3 separate regions of the Homo sapiens genome follow, and regions 2 and 3 are each linked to region 1. Evidence: chromatin loops called from intact Hi-C (ENCODE). Cell type or tissue: mammary epithelial cell. All regions are shown on one strand.

Region 1 (8,000 bases):
AGGCCCATGATAAATTCCTAACAGTATAAATAAAAAAGTGAATGTCTAGTCCATATCTGTACATCCAGTTCCCCACTCTCAACCCCCTGAGGCAGTCATAGTTTCTTGCTTACAGATTTTAAGAATCATGTTTAAACATCTCTAGCATTTAAACAGTGGCTTTAGATTATACCCCAGAACAACGAAAGATTGGATGTAGTAGCACTATTGCGTCCCTTTTATTTGTATGTTACTTGAGTGAATTTGTTTTGGCAAGCACAATATCTTCATTATGTGGAGAAAGGCAATTGTACCATACTCAATTTAAGAGTTATATGCCTAGTAAGGAAGTATTGGGATTTCTTAGCAACTATTCAGATCTTTTGAGATAGCAATTGTTACCATATGAACACTTTATAATGCCCCCAAAATGCTTTAGTGTTTTCTTACAAATAAATTCACATATTGTGAAATTTTTTAGTTGAGAGAAATTTTTATTCTAGGCAGTTCTGTTGTGCCTGAAATGCGGTATTGGAAAAGATTGAGAGGCTACACTTAGGTTCAACAGGAAAGAATATTAAGGTCAATAAGTATTGTGAGCCACGGTGCACAATAGAAGCATTCTGCCCATTTAACCTTTCTGACCCTTTCCCTTGAGGTTTTTCTGTACAATGAGCAATTGAACTAGGACTGTTGTCCAGATGTCTTTGTTTCCAATCTGGAATTTTTCCCTCTACCTCATATTTCTGTATTATTCAGTGAGAAAAGATTCGGATTATTGACTTGGGGAACATTAAGGATGATGTATGCGCTATTCCAAAATCTTGAATTTTGTTTAAATCATAGAATTACTTACCATTCCTACTCACCCCATCTAAGTTTAAAGTTTATTTAAAACTTCAGAAATTATTTTATTTGTGTAAATAATTTCAACTTTTAGATTCAGGGAGTACATGTACAGGTTTGTTCCATGGGTATATTGTGTGATGCTGAGGTTTGGGGTACAAATGATCCCATCTCCCAGGTGGTGGCCACAGTACCCAATAGTTTAAGAATTATTTTTTAAAGCTAGAAAACAGAACCGCTGCATTGTAAACTAGTCAAGCTATTTTTAAAGTAAATTATTGAAGAAGTATTTTAAAATGCATTTCCCTATTATTGTTAAGACCTTAAGGGGATTTCACTAGTTTCATTAAAATAAGAAACCGAACTCTGTCATTGTTTAAATAAAAATGCATGTTAAATTATATTAGATGAGGGGAAATAATCTGTGCAAAGACATCTGCACATGAGTAGTAGAAAAGAACACGAAACAGTCAAGCTCAGGGACTTGTGGATTTTTTCTGCTCATAAAGTTGTGAAGTACATACTGAAAATCCAGGAGGTTAGGACTTATATAGGATTTCTTTGTTGTAAAAGCTTGAGTGGACACACATAAGGAATATATGTCTTCAGATTTTCAACAGATAAAAACTGGTTTTGTGTCATTTGGTCTGGTTCACCAGTAGCCAATTTACCACTGTTCCTTTTGGCTCTATTTTCTTGGCTAAAGTTTGATTTCCCTTTACCTTAAGTCAAGCCAGAAAGGGATATTTTCCAAGGAAGAAGAATTCAATGAAATGGGATTAGATTAGATAGGACATTTTAGATTTTCATGGAATTTTCTTCTCTTTTTCATCATAGGGGCAAAATCAAAGCCGCCCCCTGTTAGTTTAATAGCACCATCACCACCTAACAGTCTAACCTGGAAGGGGAACTGACAGCATAAAGACCAGCCCTGGGCCGGTGATCCGAGGCTCAGCCCAGGCCTGAGACATATCACTGGGGACCTGGACTGCAGATCATGGGCCACTGCCTGGCAGAGACGTGCAAATGCCAATTTTGCTGCTTCTCCAAAGTCTGACACTGTGGAGACTCTTAGTGCAAGACTCTCAGGCCCTTCCTTGTGTGCCTTATCCCTCTGACTTCATCCTTGTTTTGAAAGTCCTACACTAAGCTACAAATCCACTACTTTCTTTTCCTCTGGGAGCAGCCATACCTTTCAACTAGGGGGTCTCACATCTCCAGGTTGTGGATATCTGTCTCTTTATCCATCAGCCTGTCTCCTTCCCCACACAACCCTCTTGTCAAAATGCCCTTTGGAAAATTAAACATTGCTTCCACGTGGAAACAGAACACAGGAAGGGAATTGTATTCATTCGTACATCACTGAAAAGACCAGGAAAGCAAAGAGTCCAGGGTAACCTCTGAACACTGAAAAAATGTTCATCTAATTTTTTTCTAATGATCATGCTCAATGTTGGTGGGGTAATGGTGAGAAGGAATTGTCAGTGTTGGTGGAAATGCACAGCAGTAGAACCTTTCTGGAAAGCTATTTGGCACGGTATATCAACACCTTTAAAAGAAACTCCTAGCCTTTGACCCACTAATTTTACTTTCAGGAATTTATGCTAAGGAAACAATTGAGACACTGGCAGGGATTCTCTACAAAGATGTGAGTTGCAATGCTATTTATAATAGCTAAAGGGGGATAGGAGTCTGAATATACACAATAAGAAAATGGTTACAGAAATCAGAGTATACCATACAATAGAACAGCCTGTAGCCATTTTAAAAATATGTTATCAAAGGCTATATAATTGCATTGGAAAATGCCTTATTAAGGGAAAAAAAGGAGGGTATTAACTACATGTGTAGTATAATTCTCCAAAAAAAAGCGAGGAGAAATATGCCAAAGTGTTAACAGTGATTATCAGTGGCATAAATTATGTATGGTTGTATTTCTTTTCTTCTTGGTTTTTGGTATTTTCCAATTTTCTACAAGGCCGTCAGTAATTTTCATTATTAGAATTTTGAAAGATTAACTTTCTTCTTCGTGGTCAGCTTACTCCTCCAGTTACAGAACCTCTCATCTTATAGCAGCTCTACTACTGTGGTGTGGAGATCAGAGAGGGTCTGCCACATCCCTTGTCAGACTGGGAGCCTGCCTGGGCAGCCCTGCCACAGTATGGCAGGCATGCCCTGGCTGGTCCAGCAGATGTTCCATCATTCAAGTGAGTCACCACAGAAGGGTGTCAAGCTGATGATATTGCTACACACTGTACTTGAACTATCAGCCACAACCCATTATGCTGCCAAGCCTTTTAGCCTTATCTTCCTAAACCGTTATTCTTTCACTGTCCAGTGAATTTCAGAGACTGACTGGGACTGTCTGACTCCTTTTGAGGACACTGTGGGCCAGCAAACTAAAGTGGATGTAAGCCTACCAGTTGAATCCAAACCAGACCAGCAAATGTTCCTTGCATGCTACAGTGTATGCTGTGTTGTTGCTGTCATTGGGCCTAGATGTGGGGGCCTGGCAGGACCCCAGGAATATTTAGGGGCACTGGGCATTCAGCTTAATACACCCATCTGGACTCTGAGGGTTGTAGGAATGCCTTTAGCAGTCATCTGCTAAAATTGTAGTTATAAAATCATTTTCTCCTCTTTTAATTGTTTGTTATCCTTGGCTTCATTAGTGGGAAAGGGGTTGCAAATTTGATATTGGAGGTTTCAGAGCCAGGAGTGAAATTGACCATTTTGAAATTTGTCTGTTTTGTTTTGGGTTTGGTGAGGGGCAGGAGGGAGCAAGATTTTTATTTTGTTTATTTATGTATTTATTTTTGTCTGCCGTTGTCATTTTTAAGTAACCTACAGCCAGACACTTCTGTAGTGAAAGGAGAATTTAAGATTCTACAAAGAGTCTTGGGCCATAATAACCATCCCTGTGCGTCTTATATCTCACATATGTGTTCTATGAGTATGAGAACACATAGTCATACACCCTTAGTTTTGCATCAGAACTAAAATACAATGTACTCTCTATTTCTTGTCTGTTTACAGTCCTTCTGTTGCGACATGCATCTTTGCAGTACATAAAATGTGCAGTAGTATTGTTGATAGGATTATTGCCATGACTCTAAAGTACAAATAAACAAAAGGCATAATTCCTTTAGTCATTTAAAAAATCACAGAAGTGAAGAGTGCTGTAGATGTCTGTTAGGTCCGCTTGGTCCAGTGCTGAGTTCAAGTCCTGAATATCCTTGTTAATTTTCTATCTTGATCTGTCTAATATCTCAGTGGGGTGGTAAAGTCTCCCACTATTATTGTGTGGTAGTATAAGTCTCTTTGTAAGTCTCTAAGAACTTGCTTTATGAATCTGGGTGCTCCTGTATTAGGTACATATATATTTAGGATAGTTAGCTCTTCCTGTTGCATTAAGTTAGCTCTTCTTTTTGCATTGATCCCTTTACCATTATTTAATGCACTTCTTTGTCTTTTTTCATCTTTGTTGGTTTTAAGTGTTTTATCAGAGACTAGGATTGCAACCCCTGCTTTTTTTTTTTTCCATTTGCTTGGTAAATTGAAGTGAACTGCCATTCACAATTGCTACAAAGAGAATAAAATACCTAGGAATACAACTTACAAGGGATATGAAGGACCTCTTCAAGGAAAACTACAGACCACTGCTCGAGGAAATAAGACAAGGACACAAACAAATGGAAAAACATTCCATGTTCATGGATAGGAAGAATCAGTATCATGAAAATAGCCATAAAATAGCCATACTGCCCAAAGTAATTGATAGATTCAATGCTATCCCCATCAAGCTACCACTGACTTCCTTCACAGAATTAGAAAAAACTACTTTAAATTTCATATGGAACCAAAAAAGAGCCCGTATAGCCAAGACAATCCTAAGCAAAAAAACAAAGCTGGAGGGAACATGCTACCTGGATTCAAACTATATTACAAGGCTCCAGAAACCAAAACAGCATGGTACTGGTACCAAAACAGATATATAGATCAATGGAACAGAACAGAGGCCTCAGAAATGACGCCACACATCTACAACCATCTGATCTCTGACAAACCTGATAAAAACAAGCAATGGGGAAAGGATTTCCTATTTAATAAATGCTGTTGGGAAAATTGGCTAGCCATATGCAGAAAACTGAAACTGGACCCCTTCCTTACATTTTATACAAAAATTAGCTCAAGATGGATTAAAGACTTAAATGTAAGACCTAAAGCCGTAAAAACTCTAGAAGAAAACCTAGGCAATACCATTCAGGACATTGGCATGGTCAAAGACTTCATGACTAAAACACCAAAAGCAATGGCAACAAAAGCCAAGATTGACAAATGTGATCTAATTAAACTAAAAAGCTTCTGCACAGCAGAAGAAACTATCATCAGAGTGAACAGGCAACCTACAGAATGGGAGAAAATTTTTGCAATCTATCTGACAAAGGGCTAATATCCAGAATCTACAAGGAACTTAAACAAATTTACAAGAAAAAAAAACAACCCCATCAAAAAGTGGGTGAAGGATATGAACAGATACTTCTCAAAAGAAGACATTTATGTGGCAAACAAACATATAAAAAAAACACTCATCATCACTGGTCATTAGAGAAATGCAAATCAAAACCACAGTGAGATACCATCTCATGCCAGTTAGAATGGCAATCATTAAAAAGTCAGGAAACAACACATGCTGGAGAGGATGTGGAGAAACAGGAATGCTTTTACACTGTTGCTGGGGTTGTAAATTGGTTCAACCATTGTGGAAGACAGTGTGGCGATTTTTCAAGGATCTAGAGCCAGACATACCATTTGACCCAGCAATCCCACTACTGTGTATACACCCAAAGGATTATAAATCATTCTACTATAAAGACACATGCACACGTATGTTTATTGCAGCACTGTTCACAATAGCAAAGACTTGGAACCAACCCAAATGCCCATCAGTGATAGACTGGATAAAGAAAATGTGGCACATATACACCATGGAATACTATGCAGCCATAAAAAAGGATGACTTCATGTCCTTTGCAGGGACATGGATGAAGCTGGAAACCATCATTCTCAGCAAACTAACACAGGAACAGAAAACCAAACACCGCATGTTCTCACTCATAAGTGGGAGTTAGTGAGAACACATGGACACAGGGAGGGGAACATCACACACCGGGGCCTGTCAGGGGGTAGGGGGCTAGGGGAGGGATAGCATTAGGAGAAATACCTAATGTAGATGATGGGTTGATGGGTGCAGCAAACCATCATGGCACGTGTATATCTATGTAACAAACCTGCACATTCTGCACATGTATCCCAGAACTTAAAGTATAATTAAAAAAAAAAAAATCACAGAAGTACTATGGAGTATGCATTTTATTATTATACCAATTCAAACATAGTGGTAATAAATGTTAAAATGCAGTCACTTTATACCAAATGTTACTGCTATGGCTAAAACATAAACAAATGAAATTCTGAAATTCTGTTGTTAAAAATTGCATTTGAGGCCAGGCATGGTGGCTCATGCCTGTAATTCCAGCACTTTGGGAGGCCAAGGTGGGTGGAACACCTGAGGTCAGGAGTTCAAGACCAGCCTGACCAACATGGTGAAACCCTGTCTCTACTAAAAATACAAAAAATTAGCCAGGCATGGTGGGGGGGATCTATAATCCCAGCTACTTGGGAGGCTGAGGTAGGAGAATCGCTTGAACCCAAGAGGCAGAGGTTGCAGTGAGCCAAGATTGTGCCATTGCACTCCAGCCTGGGCGACAAGAGCAAAACTCCGTCTCCAGAAGAAAAAATTGCAGTTGATACTACGGTAATTGACATGGGGATTGAGGAGTAAGTTATTATAATAGTTACGAATATCCTGCATTCCAGCCGCACCCCCAGATAATTTCAGCCGTGTAGTTCTGGCCAAAAACCACTTAGATATCTGAGGATGTGAAAAACATTTAGAACCCACATTGTGTTCACAGAATATGTTCCAAACTATGCCATTAGCCAAAGGCATAATTCTTGGTACAGATGGAATAGGAAGCTGGAGGTGTTTCCTACTTATTAAAGTCATTTAAAAAAAAAAAAGTTGGAAGGACTTTTTAATTGTCCTGTGGTAACCACTGACCAAAAGAACAGATTGGTACAAGCCCCTGGGTCTGGGCTGTTCTCTTGAACCTCCAAATTGTCCCTGGTTCTGCTTGGGTTCCTGGGCTGGGCTGTGGTTTGAAAGTTGTTGCCAGGCCTTGCCTACTAGGTCATTGTCTGGTGGGGCAGGGTTGTGTTGAGAGGACTGAGAAAGTGAGGCCTCTCTGACTAGCAGCAACTGTGGAAGAAAATGGAGACTGCACAGTAGAGAGGAGTTGACACTTTTCCTAGGACTCAAGACAGAGTCAAGGGGGAGCCAGGTATTAAGCTAGTACTAGCTTAGCCCTCAACTGATGGATCTTACTGTCTTACATTACTGTTGTTTTTAAATCTGTCGCTTCTTGTCAAATATATTTTAAGCTCTTGAAGTCAAGGGACCTTGGCAAATATCATTTATTGTATTGAACATACTGAGTGCTCAATGACTAGTTTTTGCTGGATTAAGAAAAAAAAGCTTTAAAGAGTCATACTCTTTACATTTTATTTCTTCTCTTATATGAATGCCATCTGCTATATGAATCCGCCAGACCGAACACTGGAGGCAGGATTGGGGATTTTGTTGGAATTTAGAATATGTTGAGTCTTATTGTGATTCTCTATCACTGTATTGTCATTTTCCCTTGCAAATAGGGTAGGTATCTAAAGGAAACACATGAATCAGTGGTTAAGAAGAATTCTAATGCTATGACTGAGTCTGTAAAGAAGCTTGGCACAGGCTAGAGGAACAGGGCAAGTCCTGCTATGTCAGAGGGAGTACGCTGGCTGCAGGAGCCCTGGGCTTAGAATCAGCAGATGAGGTTTGAACCTCAGCCCTGTTACTTATAGGCTGGGTATCCTTAGAGAAGCCTCAGCTTAGCCCAGGTTTCCACATCTGTGAAATGGGAATTATAGCAGTACTTGTTTGTGGGCTTGTTGCGTGGGTAAATGAGACTCATTAATTTACTCAGTAATGATTTGTTAAATATAGTACCTACAGACACTGGATATTTTAGACACTGGATATACAGCAGTAAGCAAAACAAAAGCCTCTG
Region 2 (8,000 bases), 110 kb after region 1:
TTGGGAGGATCACTTAAGGCCAGGAGTTAGACACCAGCCTGGGAACATAGCAAGACCCCTTTGTCTCTACAAAAAATTAAAACAAAAATTAAAAAAAAATCAGCTGGGCATGGTAGTGTACATCCGTAGCCCTACTGGGTGGGAAGATGGCTTGAGTCTAGGAGTTCAAGGCTGCAGTGAGCCATGTTCATGTCACTGCACTCCAGCCTGGGTGACAAGAGTTAGACTCTGTCTCTAAAATAATAATAATCATCATAATCATAAAAGGAACCACATGGTTTCCATTCTCTCTCAGTACTGCCATCTCTTATCTGGAGGACTGCCATATTCACTTAATTGGTCTCTCCATGTAAGATTAGTCTTTGTAAAATACAAATCTGATCATGTCTCTGCCCTTATTTTTCATCTATCTAATTCCTACTCAGCTTATAGATTTAAAATTCAATGTTACTTCTTCCTTGACTTCCAAGACAGAATTAGGTGACCTTCCTCTTGTTCCTGTGGCCCTATGCCCTCTATGGTGTGCCATGCTATTTTGTGACTGACTCTGCAACCTAACTAGCAGATAAACTACTTGAATACAGGCACTATTTTATTCATTTTATACCTAGTGACTGCCTTGTTGGTGCATATTTGTTGAATAAAAGTGCTAATTTCACAATAAATACTAAGCATATGTGTTATGAGATCACCACTACCTTCACAGAACTTGCAATTTCAACCACAGCAGAATTCCAAACTTTTTTCAGAGGAAAATTTTTTAATGCTGAGATCAGTGTTAATTATACAACTTGTTATATAAACAGGGATATGAAACTCTAACTTATAACTAGTTTCAGGTTTCTTTTTTTTTTTTTTTTTCCAAGACGGAGTCTTGCTCTGTCGCCAAGCTGGAGTACAGTGGTGTGATCTCGGCTCACTGCAACCTCTGCCTCCCGGGTTCAAGTGATTCTCCTGCCTCAGCCTCCTGAGTAGCTGGGACTACAGGTGACACCACCACGCTCCGCTAATTTTTGTGTTTTTAGCAGAGACAGGGTTTCACCATGTTAGCCAGGATGATCTTGATCTCTTGACCTCGTGATCCGCCTGCCTTGGTCTCCCAAAGTGCGGGGAGACCAAGAAACTTTCTCAGAAACTTCTCACTGTTGTGTGCATTCAGGTCATGGAGTTGAACGTTTCTTTTGATTGAGCAGTTTTTCAAACACTCATTTTATAGAATCTGCAAGTGGATATTTGGAGCGCTTTGAGGCCTACGGTGGAAAAGGTAATATCTTCACATAAAAACTAGACAGAAGGATTCTCACAAACTTCGGGGATTACAGGCGTGAGCCACTGCACCCGGCCCAGGTTTCTTCTTTACTTGAAAACCAAAACAAAACCCATCCAGTTCTTCCTTGAGGTTTTTTTTTTCCCACCACCCCCCGCTTGAAGATCTGTAATAAAACACAGATCTCCAAGTAAAAGGTATGCTTTTAAAAGGCAAACAGAAAAATGGACATGTAAATATGTCTGATACAGAAACATTTCCAACCCTAGGGAATAGTTTTGAGGCTGAAAAAAGGAGTAAGAATAATAAAGTTGCTGCATGTTGTGTAAGTTTCATTATTACATAATTTCCTTTCTTTGTATATAGTCTGGCTGTACTGAATTCAGTGTGTGTAAGAAGAACTGGTGGATAAACAAACAATATGACATATTCATGAAAAAAATTTCCCATTTTTATTGGGCAGTAACATTATGCTAGTCAAGCATATATATACTGAACTGACTACATTAATTACATCTGCTTACGTGTATCTTCAAAAGTAAAATGATAAATTTTTATAAGCTACAGAGACAAACAATTGCTTTCAGATATTTATATTACCTTCCAGGTTCATTCCAGCCTGAAGACATTTTCGATAGCGGCATGCTGGGCAGTTTTTTCTTCGAATTTTATCGATGATGCAATCATTCCTTCCAGCACATAGGTAATTGTGCTGTCCTATATGGAATAAAAGGCACTATTAAAGTTTCACAGGTCTTCAAACATATTTTATAAGGACAGCCTCTGTCTTTGTTTCCGGTGGAATATAACCAAGACACCCACAGGTATTGCCTTGAGGGAATGTTCTTGCCTACATTGCCATTATGAGGTCGAGAGGTCAAAAACAACAAAAAGAGTCTCCCTTTTTCTGTTCAACAAACTGAAAACAGTGCAATAAAAAACCTTATTGCAGTATTCACATATAAAAAAAGTACACAAATCAGTGAACCATTTAATAAATTTTTACAAACCAAGAACCTTTATGTAATCAGCTCTCAGATCAAGAAACAGAACAGTACCCCAACAGGCCCCCTTTCTGCCCAATTCCAGCCAGTACCCACCAAGGGTAACTACTTTTTTGATAAACTGTGTTTTACACAGTTTGATAGATTATGTTTTTTTATTTTTATTTTTTTGAGATGGAGTCTCGCTCTGTCGCCCAGGCTGGGAGTGTAGTAGTGTAGTGGCATGACCTCACTGCAACCTCTGCCTCCCAGGTTCAAGCAATTCTCCTGGCTCAGACTCCCGAGTAGCTGGGATTACAGGTGCACGCCACCACGCCTGGCTAATTTTTATATTTTTAGTAGAGACAGGGTTTCACCATGTTGGCTAGGATTGTCTCGATCTCAGGACCTCGTGATCCACCCGCCTCGGCCTCCCGATGTGCTGGGATTACAGGCATGAGCCACCACGCCCAGCCAATAGATTGTGTTTTAAACAAATAATAGTTTGGGGTAGATGGTTAACTGTATCAGGTTCAATTCTTTGTAAAGAATAGGCCACAAAATTGACCACTAGACTATAATTCACCTTTGTTCAGAGCTGCTCTCCAATGCCAAATATCTGTACCAGCTGTTTCAATTTCTTTTTGTACTCTATAAATATCCTAGCTTCTTTACTTGGACAGAAAATGGAAGCACTAACCCAATTCTATCCCCTATAAATCAAAAGTACGATCAACAGATACATCTATTGATGAAGTGGTTATAATACAAAAAAGTTATACCCTATAAGGAATCTCTAAATCACTGTCCTACAGTTACTGGAAGAAAAAAAGAAAAAAAATCACCCACTGCTAAAAATGAAAAATTCCAAAGTTTTGTTTATATCCAACTGAAATGTCAGGATGTGCACATTACGCCAATCTTGATTTCTTTATCCCAGGTATGTCTTGTGCACAGCTAAGACTCTGAGCTATAGGATCAGAGGCAATGTACCTTCATAAGTTAAAAATAGCCCTTTGTGGTTATTAGCATGAAGTTGGACAAGTCTATCTATCTGTTCCTTATCTATAAAATGAGGAGTTTTAACTAGTATTCACTATTTCATAACACATGGCCACGTACAACTAATAGTCATTTCCTGTCAATCCATTCATTCATTCCTTGACTCATTTATTTATTTATTTTTAGACAAGTTCTTGCTACGTTGCCTAGGCTGGAGTACAGTGGTGTGTCATAGCTCTTTGCAGCCTGAATCTCCTGCTTTAGCTTCCTGAGTAGCTGAGACTACAGGTGCGATGCCTGGATAACGTTTTTTTTTTTTTTTTTTTTCCTGTAGAGACGGGGTCTCGTTATGTTGCTCAGGCTGGTCTCAAACTCCAGGCCTCAAGCAATCCTCCCATCTTGGCCTCCCAAATTGCTGGGATAATAGGTGTGAGCCACAGTGCACAGCCCATTTTCCTTGAGCCACAGTGCCCAGCCCATTTTCCTGTCAACCCTTCTGATAAGACAATGAGATATCTTATTTTGGAGTTCCTGTGTCTTCTACTACTTGGTAAATTCCCTTTCTAACTAATAGAAAGATGAGTCTTCAAGTCAGCTGAAATTTTGTGACTTTGTTTTGTTTATATGGTATTCATTTTTGTGGTTAAAGTCTATTTTTGGCAAATAATTCTGGTTTTCTATTTATGGTGGGTGTGGTAGCCAGCCTCCCAAGATGGCCCCCAGTGATCTCTGCCTCCTTGAATGCATGGTCTTGTGCAGTCCCTTTCCGTCCTTTACCAAGATTGGTCTGTGTGGCCAATAAAATATGGCAGAAGTGATGGCATGTTACATGTGAAATCAGATAATAAAAGACAATAGTTCTGCTGCATTGATCACATACTCTCTTGGATCATTTGTTATGGGGGATGTAAATTATAATGCTACTCACGTTACTCCACAGAGACCACAAGGATGCCAGCTTTGGCTAGTGTAGTAGTCCCACCTATTGATTAGAGTCAAAAGTAAAGCCCACCCCTGCCTAGTGTAAAGCTCTGAATAAAGTGCAACAACTTGCTGATACCCATATTATACTATGCCAATTTTGAGGGATAATCTATAATTCTAGCAGGTATTAAGAATGGAGTGCTAAGTGTAAGATATTTTCAATTCACAATGGGTTTATCTGGAGGCAACCCCATTGTAAGTCGAGGAGCCATACTGAATGCGTATCACTTTCCCACCATCATAAAAGTTGAAAAATCGTTAAGTCAGGGACTGTCCGTATTATTATTATCACTGCATTTATATCGTGGAAATACTTAAGCAGTTAAGAAAGTGAGGAGTAAAGTGAGGACACGAAGACGCTTCTGTCTTCTGCGTATGTGTTAAGTAACATCCACTTTATTAGGAGCAATGCACAAAGCAGGGCTGGGCTTTACTTTTGACTCTAATCAATAGGTGGGACTACTACACTGGCCAAAGCTGCCATCCTTGTAATCTTTGTGGTGTAATATGAGTAATTTTATAATTTGCTAATGTATTAAAAAGTAAAACAAAAGAAAATGACTCATCTAACTCTCATGGATATGCAAACACAACATGAGACAAATAATAATAATCCTCATACAGTGAATGAATAATTGTTTCTTTAAAAAATTAATATAATCAGAGCTTTAGGCCAAGCTACTTTCAAACTGCTTTAGAAATAACTAAATTATATGACAATTTTTTTCCTAGAGGAGTCACTGGTAGTATTAGGACATTTTAGACTCTCTTCTAATAAATTTGCTATGGAATGAATTTCTCATTCTTTAGGGAGATAATGCTGTTGCCCTGTCAGCAGTCTGAATCCATAACAAAGTAAGATTTGTGTTAATACAACATTTATATAGTGAAATCAGTTTCTCTAAAATACCTTTCCTGACCTCCTCAGGCCGAGTTTCTCTCTCCCTCATCTATATTATAATCTCTGTACCTTGTCATTGTTAACTCATCTTTCACTTCAGTGGAGTGTGACTTCCCAGAGGGTAAGGATCAGGTCTTATTGGTATTTATACCACTTAGCACAGTGCCCTGGCTTAATAGAAAAAAAAAATGAATAAGAAATGAAATGAATATCTTTTTTTTTTCCTGTCACAGTTCTCACTGTGACTCATTTTTGCCAGGCCAGTAAAGTTGGTGACTTTGAAACCTATTAGCTTATGGAAGTTAAAGCCCATGTTTCTAATACAATGAACATTATGTTATGCCCAAACTTAACACCATCATTTCATATGATAGCACTTTCTTATAGTGTTACCTTATGCTCCCTGACCAAACTCCCAGACATCAACTTGTACTTTTCTATTTTATTCTAGATCTTTTTGTATTGTTGTTTTAAATACTTTCCTGCCCATTAGAGGACCTAGGAGCCACCCTCCTCTCCCCTCTTAACTGATATTTAGCCTTTCATGGGCTTTGCATATAATGGAAATTTCAAAATCCACCCTGAGAAATGAAAACCAAGTAGAGGAAAAATAAACTCTTCAAAACACACACTACCTTCCACTGCTCTTTTGAAGAAAACTTTACAGCTTCCACAAGTTAAGACTCCATAATGACATCCTGAAGCTTCATCAGAGCACACCAGGCAGAGTTTGGGAGGTGGTCCTGTTGTTGCTGTTGAGGAGCTGGATGGAGGAGAGCTTACATCTGGTCTCATGCTGGGGCTAAAGAAGGGGAAGAACAGTGTTATGATTTAACTGTCAAAGGAATATCAAAATACAGTTCTCTTAGCTTCTCACTTCATAGTCAGAATGCTCACAGTGAACTCTGGCTTCAAGTGCTAGCAGGCACTAAAATATCCTAGCTAAATATATTCAAATCATGTTATATTCTTCTTTAAACAAAATTAAGAATGAGGTCATTTCTTTTGAAGTGTCTCCAAAATAGAATGGTGTGGTTCTGGTTCACTTCTTCTTCTTTTTTTTTTTTTTTTTAGATGCTTAGGATTTATTTTTATAATCACGTTTATTAAGGTGTCACATACAGTAACATTTACTGTTTTCTAAGTCTATAATTTATGGTTTTTGTTAAATGAATATTCATGTAACTACTATCACAATCAGGAGAGAGGATATTTCCATCATCCCAAAAAGATGCCTCCTATGCCTTTAATTGCTTAGGCCATAATTTTTTTCCTAATTTTAAGATCTTATACAGGCATCTTTTAAAATTCAATCAAGTGTCATTACAATTCTACCCATGTTTCCTACTAGAGTCAAAATTTTTTTACAATCTTAAAGTTTTTGTCCCATGTCTCTAATTCCTAATGTCATCTTGGCTGAAACCACAATTTCATATGACTCAGAGAAGACTGATCCAGAAACATTTTCTATAACCTTCCTGTCTGGCTTGCAGTAAGATTGGACAAAGCACTAGGCTTTCAAAAGTGAGTTCCATTCTGCCCACTCCACTCTATGACTGTTTGGCTTGAAGAAGAAGACAGAAATGTGAATCTGCTTCTCTTACTAGGTCTCTAACATTTTTCATAGTCTCACCACAAAGAGTGCAGGTCTAGTGATTATTAGCTGTTTAAAAGATAATTTGTTGTTTTAAAAATTTTCAATCTCAAAAAAAATTGGAAAGAATTGTACAATGGATATATACTTTTCACCAATATTCACCAAGTCTTAACATTTTGCCACATTTAATGATAAAGATATATTTTTATAAACCAATGAAACAGTGATCTTTCTATTACTGGAGGAAAAATTAATTATTGCATTTCATATTACATGACACAATGGTTTTCAATGTTGTATTTTCCTAAGGAATTTTCCTCTTACGTGCTGACTTTAGAACCAAAACTGTATTATGCAGCTAAAATGATTTTGTAGCCTTCTGCTTGTAATTAGAGACTGCCCATTCCATTTTTGGTTGTGTTCTTAAGCAAATCTTCAAAAACATGGATGCTGGCAACCTGTTGATTCTGGAATTCTACATATTAAAGTCCGTTTTGCTTATCATCTATACAAGTTCATAAATATACTAGTACCTCTCTCTAAACTTTTCTTAATTTGCCTTTTCTCTAAAAAAGATGGAACTTAGAAATAAACTTAAATTGGGTGTTCGTTGTCTCTGTTATTCTTTATTATCTCTTGCTTTTATTTATTTCAGCCAATAACAGTAGTAAGTCTCAATTACAAATATGTTTAAACTAATTCACAGAGCAAAGTAACTTAAAATTTTTTTCTAGTTATCAATCTGGTTAGAAATTACATTTATCAAGTAATGTAGTTTGTTGCTAATGTTCCGTTTAGGAATAAAAGTTAAAAGGTAATAATAATGGAATGACAATTTCTTTTATAAATGTTACCTTAAGTAATTAAGCCAGTAAATCCAAACGATCGCCCTAAATTCTATCTTCAAATGAAGCTTCCTGAATCTTGCCAACTGCCTGCTTACCTAACAGGCTTAGTCAATAGGACAGCATTCCCACCACCCTAATTCTGGGAAAAGGCCCCAGGGTTTCACATTGTTCTCTGAACACTGTTAAGAAGAATTTGTAGATGCTTCCGTATTACAAGGCATTCATTCCCTGCTAGATTTGGGCGAGTGGACTGACTACACGTCGAAAGCCTGTAACAGAATAACCTGAAATGACTCTGCTGTAGGTCCGGCACAGGCCACCCCTGATTAATGGAAACTTGTGACTAATGTAGAGGAGCTGCTTTGGGCCAGAGTTTTCCAGAGAAGTAGGAAGGTCCTGGAACAGTGAATGGTGCGAC
Region 3 (8,000 bases), 480 kb after region 1:
CAACGTAGGACATAGCTAGGGGCCTCCTTGTTTTCTGTCACTAGGGTGGAGGGGGCCCTAAGGCAGGGCCTGGGTGGGCCTCTCTTCCTAATAACTCTTCTAATGAATCTCATAGCTGTCCTGGGAATTAGTTCTACCTTCTTCCTATCCATGGTAGGATTGATTTCCTTAATAGCCAGTGACTGCCTGTCATTAAGAGCTCTGGGACAGGGAAGAATGGGGACAACCACAGACCTCCTCCCTGCAAAATATGTTCAGTGATTGTGACTCACTGCATCATCTGGCCCCATAGAGCAATTTTCCAAATATTTCTCCTCAACATCTCTTTCCATCAAACTAAAATGTCAATTTTTTTTTAAAGCTCTGATTAAAGGATAAACAGTTTCATAATGGGATTTGAAAGCCTGGGCAATCATATCATTAAAAAAAAATTGGCTGCCAAGCAGCTTGCTCAAATGACACCAGGCACATTGCCTAGTGAACTTTAGGTGAATAGGCGATGGAGTCTGTCTGGGCCTGATTTGCAGAGACTTCTTAAAGAAGGGAATCTGCTGCAGGCATGCAAACTACAGCAAGACTGAGCTGTGCATGGCTAGTTTTAGGGAAGGCTCCAGCTTGGGGAGCTTGGAAGGTGGTCTTTATCAGCCTGCCAAGATATCTGTGTGGAATCACGCCCACCATTTCTTCTCCCAAAGAGACAGATGAACAGACTCCACTATGACCAATGCAATATGGTGAACAGATGTTTGCCTCACACAGCTGAAGTGAGCTGGCTTTCCAGAGATTTAAAGGAAGGAGAAGGTGTCTTGGGAACAGTGTTCCCAATATTATGATCCCAATCATAACTCATTGCTACCACTCCAGGATAGGGGGGCAGGGGCGGAATATAGTTCTGTGTCATCCACCAGTGGCTCCTCCGGGTCAAAATCCAGATCCAAGAGAATGTAATTCATGAAGCGATATTTACTAGATAGCTTCACCTGGGCTGACTGTGACATCACTAGCATGTTTAACCCTTCATTTACATTTACTTATCCACACTCTACCCTGACTCATATCCTTTGTTTCCATAATAAACTTTTAGCAACTATTGACATTCATCTTTCCCTGAGCTCACCTTTTTCCTGAATTGACCCCAACAACCTGTGAGACGGCCAAAGGCTTTTGCCTAGTCTTTGAGTCAGCTGAATACACAGATGCCTGAACCTATGCCAGTGCATCTTTATCATATTTGTAGTCCACCTGCTCTTTGTTTATCAGCTGTCTGTACACACATAAGATAACTCTGCATTCTCCTTACTTGAGTTGCATCAGTCAGTAGTGTCTTTTGTTACTGCCTAGGGTGAGCAAAGAACATTACCTATAGTGAATGAGGAACACCTTTGTTCATGCCACAAAATCCATTTTGTCTTTTTTAAGAATGCACCTCACTTTAAGTAAACTTAATATATGAAAATTTAGATTCCAGTAAGAAAATTCAAGTTTCACATAGCTTTTCAGGACCTCACTTGGCTACACAGAGCAGTGATTCTCAAGGAGGTTGATTACACCTCCTCAGAGATGCTTTAAAAATTTGTGGGCTGGGCACGGTGGCTCACGCCTGTAATCCCAGCACTTTGGGAGGCCGACATGGGCGGATCACGAGGTCAGGAGATCGAGACCATCCTGGCTAACATGGTGAAACCCCGTCTCTACTAAAAATACAAAAAAATTAGCTGGGTGTCGTGGTGGGCAACTGTAGTCCCAGCTACTCAGGAGGCTGAGACAGGAGAATGGCATGAACCCAGGAGGCAGAGCTTGCAGTGAGCCGAGATCATGCTGCTGCACTCCAGCCTGGGCAACAGAGCAAGACTCCGTCTCAAAAAAAAAGAAAAAAATTGTGGTGGCATTTTTGCTAGTCTGAATGATTGAAGTGATGTGACTGGCATTTAGTGAGTGGGCCTCAGGGAGGCTAGATAGGATAGTTTTATACAACAAAGAACTGTCCCAGCAGGCATCCTAGAGTCTCAAACTTAACTCTTTCAGACATAATAAAAAATATTGTATACAGGTTTAATATAGTCTAAATTTTTCAGGAATGCAACTACTTTATAAATCAAAGGAGATTGTATTTGATTTGTTTGGAACTTTACCAAGAGGTTTTCATCATTTGGGGGAAAAAAAATCACATCATGGACAGCAATGCAATAAGAGGTTTTCAAGTGTCCAATGTAACACACCTGCATCCATCTGCATTGGGCTGTGCATTCATGGTAATACTATTAGTATTAGTAATAGCAATATCCATGGTAATAAACTGTGTCTTTTTTTTTTTTTTTTTTTGAGATGGAGTCTTGCTCTGTCACCCAGGCTGAAGTGCAGTGGCGTGATCTCAGCTCACTGCAACCTCCACCTCCCAGGTTCAAGCGATTTTCCTGCCTCAGTCTCCCAAGTAGTTGGGATTACAGGTGCATGCCACCACACCCGGCTAATTTTTGTATTTTTAGTAGAGACAGGGTTTCACCATCTTGGCCAAGCTGGCTTTGAACTCCTGACCTCATGATCCACCCGCCTTGGCCTCCCAAAGTGTTGGGATTACAGGCATGAGCCACCGTGCCCAACCTAAACTGTGTCTTTTAAAAACTGTCTTCTAGTGTTGTCATGCCTGAGGATTTTACTGATGAAATGTGTTATTTTATTACAAATTACTTTTATCTCTCTTTCATATTATATATAGAGTACTTATTTTAAAAATTTTGTATTGGTTATATAATCTATAAATTTCTGTGTAGGATTGTAAAGAAACTGTTATTACCTTTTATATATACAAAGAGGACTTTAGGTTTTATGGAGATGAGAACCATTGGCCTAAAGCAACATCTGTCAACTATTCAGACAGAAACATTTTCCATTTGCACAAATAGAAGTGATTTCCTCTGTGCTAGATGAAAACAGTGGGGCCAAGATTTTCAACTTGTGTTATGGAAAGTCTGGAAAATGTGCTCTATTCAACAGGACTTTAATTTAGTCCGCCACTGATCAAACAATTCCTTTCTATGCCTAGCTTATTTTCATTCCAATATTTATTGATTCTATCACTGTGCTGGATATTGCAAGGATTAAACAACTCAGGGCCCTGACTATCTGGAAGCATAGACTGCCCTCTCTTGGAAGGCAATCTGCATGAAGAAAGGCATACTTCACAAACTTGGTACCCACAACTTTGACACCCAGGGCATCAAATGATGTTTCTTTTGATGAAAATTCTGAAATGCCCCTGAACCTTTCTTACAACACCATCAAGGTAGTTAACATGCAATGCTGGGGTTCTCTAAATCACAAATATCAGGTGGCCGATAAGGACTATATATTCTAAAAGAGAAGAGGAACGAATTGACTTAGAGGAGTAGGAGGAGGATGGGCTTTGGAGTTGGGTAGATCTGGGTTCATAGCTTGGCTCTACCACTTACTGTCTTACCTTGGGAAGGCTCAATTTCCTCCTCCCTAAAATGGTCATAATACCATCCGCATCACTAAGCTGATTTGAGGGTTAAATTAAGTCATAAACATAAAGTCATGGGTAGAACACCTGGCATATAAAAGGGACCAGACAAAATGTGTGAATCACCATCATCCCCCTTTCCTTGGGAGCTCTTAGATAAATCCTAGGACATGAGAATCAAAAGCGACCTTAAAAATGATCTAGTCAAATGCTCCACTAGACTACATAAATCTTCCTCTGTAGATTGTGAATGAAAAACTTCAAGCCTGCATGTTTTCTTCTCTTGATCAGTGTTAGCTAATTCTATTTTGGTTACCTAAATATCTTAAGAGTTGTAGAAAACAGAGATATAGATCAATGGAACAGAACAGAGCCCTCAGAAATAACGCCGCATATCTACAACTATCTGATCTTTGACAAACCTGACAAAAACAAGCAATGGGGAAAGGATTCCCTATTTGATAAATGGTGCTGGGAAAACTGGCTAGCCATATGTAGAAAGCTGAAACTGGATCCCTTCCTTACACCTTATACAAAAATTAATTCATGATGGATTAAAGACTTAAATGTTAGACCTAAAACCATAAAAACCCTAGAAGAAAACCTAGGCATTACCATTCAGGACATAGGCATGGGCAAGGACTTCATGTCTAAAACACCAAAAGCAGTGGCAACAAAAGCCAAGATTGACAAATGGGATCTAATTAAACTAAAGAGCTTCTGCACAGCAAAAGAAACTACCATCAGAGTGAACAGGCAACCTACAAAATGAGAGAAAATTTTTGCAACCTACTCATCTGACAAAGGGCTAATATCCAGAATCTACAATGAACTCAAAGAAATTTACAAGAAAAAAACAAACAACCCCATCAAAAAGTGGGCAAAGGATATGAACAGACACTTCTCAAAAGAAGACATTTATGCAGCCAAAAGACACATGAAAAAATGCTCACCATCACTGGCCATCAGAGAAATGCAAATCAAAACCACAATGAGATACCATCTCACACCAGTTAGAATGGCAATCATTAAAAAGTCAGGAAACAACAGGTGCTGGAGAGGATGTGGAGAAATAGGAACACTTTTACACTGTTGGTGAGACTGTAAACTACTTCAACCATTGTGGAAGTCAGTGTGGCGATTCCTCAGGGATCTAGAACTAGAAATACCATTTGACCCAGCCATCCCATTACTGGGTATATACCCAAAGGACTATAAATCATGCTGCTATAGACACATGCACACGTATGTTTATTGCAGCACTATTCACAATACCAAAGACTTGGAACCAACCCAAATGTCCAACAATGATAGACTGGATTAAGAAAATGTGGCACATATACACCATGGAATACTATGCAGCCATAAAAAATGATGAGTTCATGTCCTTTGTAGGACATGGATGAAATTGGAAATCATCATTCTCAGTAAACTATCCCAAGAACAAAAAAGCAAACACTGCATATTCTCACTCATAGGTGGGAATTGAACAATGAGAACACATGGACACAGGAAGGGGAACATCACACTCTGGGGACGGTTGTGGGGTAGGGGGAGCGGGGAGGGATAGCTTTAGGAGATATACCTAATGCTAAATGACAAGTTAATGGCTGCAGCACACCAGCATGGCACATGTATACATATGTAACTAACCTGCACATTGTGCACATGTACCCTAAATCTTAAAGTATAATAATAATAAAATAAAAATAAAAAAAGAGTTGTGGAAAAATATGAAAACATTCAAACTTTAATTTATTGAAATTACAATAAACTCATCCCCTCTGCAACCATCTTCCTCCATCTGCCTAACCAAATAGCATTGAGTCATGTAAACAGAGTGAGTGGCCAGCTCAGATGTGATATCTACTGTTATCCATTTCTCTTTTAATATTTGAGTGCTCAGCATGTTAAGCCAAATTGCTGCATAGAATATCCCCCAATTCTTCTGTGTATTCCAGCTTGAAGTAACAAAGAATGAAATAGAAGAAACAAATTTATTCTTTGTGTAAATACAAGATAATTTACAGTAAAATTCTTTTAAAATTCCTCAAAGTCCACCCCAAACAGATGGGTATTAGATGGTATTGAATGTGTGGGCCAAAGCAGCTTTCCTGGGATAGGTCCTTGATAGCTTTACCTCCTTCCTGAGAGAGGCCCTGCTTATAGATTATTTCCTCTTTTCCTTAATTAAATATTGTGAATTTTCTTGAGAGAATAAAAAATTCAGCATAATCGATGAGATTAGGGGTCTCTAACATTCTTCCACCTAAGCATATGGCTTGTAGGTATAGACTCTGTCTCTAATGTCATTCTACCTACAATCAATTTTCTCCCAGTAACTAGGCCTTCCTGAGAAATACAGTTATCAATAGGAAAATTTCATTGCAGAAGAGGAAAGACGTAGCATAATAAAGTGGAAGGCAGTATATATCCACAGACTGGGTTTCAAATGAGATTCTTTGACCTAATGTTTCTCTGGGAATAATTAATTCATTGGTCTCTGCATAGTTTTCTCATTTCTAAAATGGGGGTAATTTCTGCTTTACCTTTATTATAAGGTCTGTGAAAGGGCACAGTATACCACATAATGCTAAAAAAATGTAAAATGTTAAAGATAATAGAATAGGGGTGGAAAAATCCAAGATAGGGAAACATTTCCTAACCTTAGGAAAACATGAGAAATCTATGCCATTCTTGAGTGATGTCTTGTAGTCATTCTTTGAGTTAAAATTTACACATTAAAATAATAACACAGCCACTCCAACTTTCTTATGTGTACAGTTTGAGTACAACATCTTCTTTCATCCATTTACTTTCAGCCCATATCTGTCTTTATATTTAAAGCATATCTCTTACAGGCAGCATGTTGTCATGTTGCACTTATCCATTTTGAAAATCTCTGCCTTTTAATTGTTCAGTCCTTTAATGTTTAATGTAATTCTTGTTATGGTTGGTTGAATCAATGATTTTATTTTATTTTCTACTTCTCTCTTGTTTTCTATTCCTTTTTCTTTCCTTCCTATACTTTTGAATTCTTAAATAATTTTTAGAAAGATATTTTTATTGGCTTTGAAGCTGCATTTATTTGTGTTATTACTTTTGTGTGTGGCAGCCCAGGGATTACAATATACATCCTTAATTCTCTACTGTCTATATCCAGTTAGTATTTTACCACTCATGTAACTCATAGGAGACTTGTACCCATGTAGGTCCATATCCACTCTTCCTTCTTTATGCTACAGTGGTTATTTGTATCACATCTGAATACCTTATAAACCTAAGACAACATTATAATTTTCACTTTAAACATTTATATGGTTTGTAAATAAATTAAGAGAAAAAGAAAATAATTTAAAAGTAGTCTTTTGCGTTTTTCCAGATATTTCCTACTTTCAGTGCTCTTTAATATTTTCTGAGGATCTAAGTTTCCATCTGGTATCATTTCCTTTCAGAAGGATAAATTCCTTCAGCATATCTTGTAGTTCAGGTCTGCTGGTGAAAACTCACTTTAGTTTTGTTCCATGCAAAAATGTCATTATTTAGTCTTCATTTTGCGGGATATATTTGCTGGGTAATAAATTCTGGTTTGACAATTTTTTTATTGTCTCTCAGTACTTTGGAACTATTACTCCATTCTCTTTCAGCCTTCATAGTTTCTGCTTAGAAACTGACCATTAATCAGATCACTGTTTCCTTGTATAGGGCTTGTCATTTTGTATAGGATTGTATAGGATTGTCATTTTTCTCTTCCTGCTTTCAAGATTTGCTTTTTATCTTTGGATTTCAACAATGTGAGTATGATGATCTGTGGTGAGGGCTTCTTTATGTTTATTCTGCTTGGTTTTCATTTATCATAATGTACCTGTACATTTTAGTCTTTCATCAAATTTGTTATTTATTGGTCATTAATTCTTCAAGTACTTTCTCTGCTCCATTCTCTCCCTTCTCTTTTAGGATTTTATTTGCATGCATATGGACTATTTGAAATTACCTAATGGATCTCTGAGGCTTCATTTTTTAAGTCATTCTTTTTTTTTCTCTCTCTGTCCCTGTTATTCATGTTGGATAATTTCTATTGATTTATCTTCAATTTGACTTGCTCTTTTCTTTCACATCTCCATTCAACTCTTAAGACCCTCTGGTGAATTTCTTATTTCAAATATTGTGTTTTTCAGTTCTAGACTTTTCACTTGATTCTTTCTTGTTTCTGTTTCTCCAAGGAGATTTCATGTCTTTTCACTCATCATATACATTATTTAGGGTAGCATAATTGCTATGTTAAAATCTTTTAGTTTCAAAATCTGGTTCATTCTGGGGTCAGACCCAGTGGATTTTATTATCTCTTGAGAACATGCCCCACTTTCTTGGTTCTTTGTATGTTGGGAAATTTTGGATTATATTCTAAACATTAATTTATATGGAGTGAATATTAAGTAGTGGAAATTCTGGATGTTTTTACCTCCCTTTGATAAGTGTTGTTTCTTTCATTTAAGCTGCTAATTATTGTAGGAACTTA

What was found. Peaks named below come from ENCODE experiments on the same cell type or tissue, not always from the same donor. Only the 100,000 strongest peaks of a DNase experiment are listed, where the experiment ranks them.
Region 2: a loop joins it to region 1, with 4 times the contacts of the local background. A loop is called at or near these places in 2 of 110 quality-filtered maps.
Region 3: it touches region 1 in a loop (7-fold over the local background); 3 of 110 quality-filtered maps call a loop at or near these places.

The regions. Positions count from the first base shown.
Region 1 is chr5:143,197,911-143,205,910 of GRCh38, forward strand. All of the region lies in intron 20 of ARHGAP26 (Rho GTPase activating protein 26), which reads left to right. Among named protein-coding and RNA genes, the nearest start is that of ARHGAP26-IT1, 9.4 kb to the left of the region's middle. RefSeq lists an enhancer at 2,932-3,091. In mammary epithelial cell, no CTCF peak of the experiment used is centred here; DNase peaks (open chromatin) are centred at 3,041, 3,871, 6,961 and 7,681; H3K27ac peaks cover 4,330 bases.
Region 2 is chr5:143,308,230-143,316,229 of GRCh38, forward strand. It overlaps NR3C1 (nuclear receptor subfamily 3 group C member 1), which reads right to left. Exons shown (of 9, transcript NM_000176.3): 3 at 5,773-5,939; 4 at 1,868-1,984. Among named protein-coding and RNA genes, the nearest start is that of NR3C1, 91 kb to the right of the region's middle. In mammary epithelial cell, no CTCF peak of the experiment used is centred here; DNase peaks (open chromatin) are centred at 3,462 and 6,632; H3K27ac peaks cover 6,378 bases.
Region 3 is chr5:143,682,479-143,690,478 of GRCh38, forward strand. No RefSeq gene overlaps it. Among named protein-coding and RNA genes, the nearest start is that of MIR5197, 6.6 kb to the left of the region's middle. In mammary epithelial cell, a CTCF peak has its summit at 3,151 (motif pointing left); no DNase peak of the experiment used is centred here.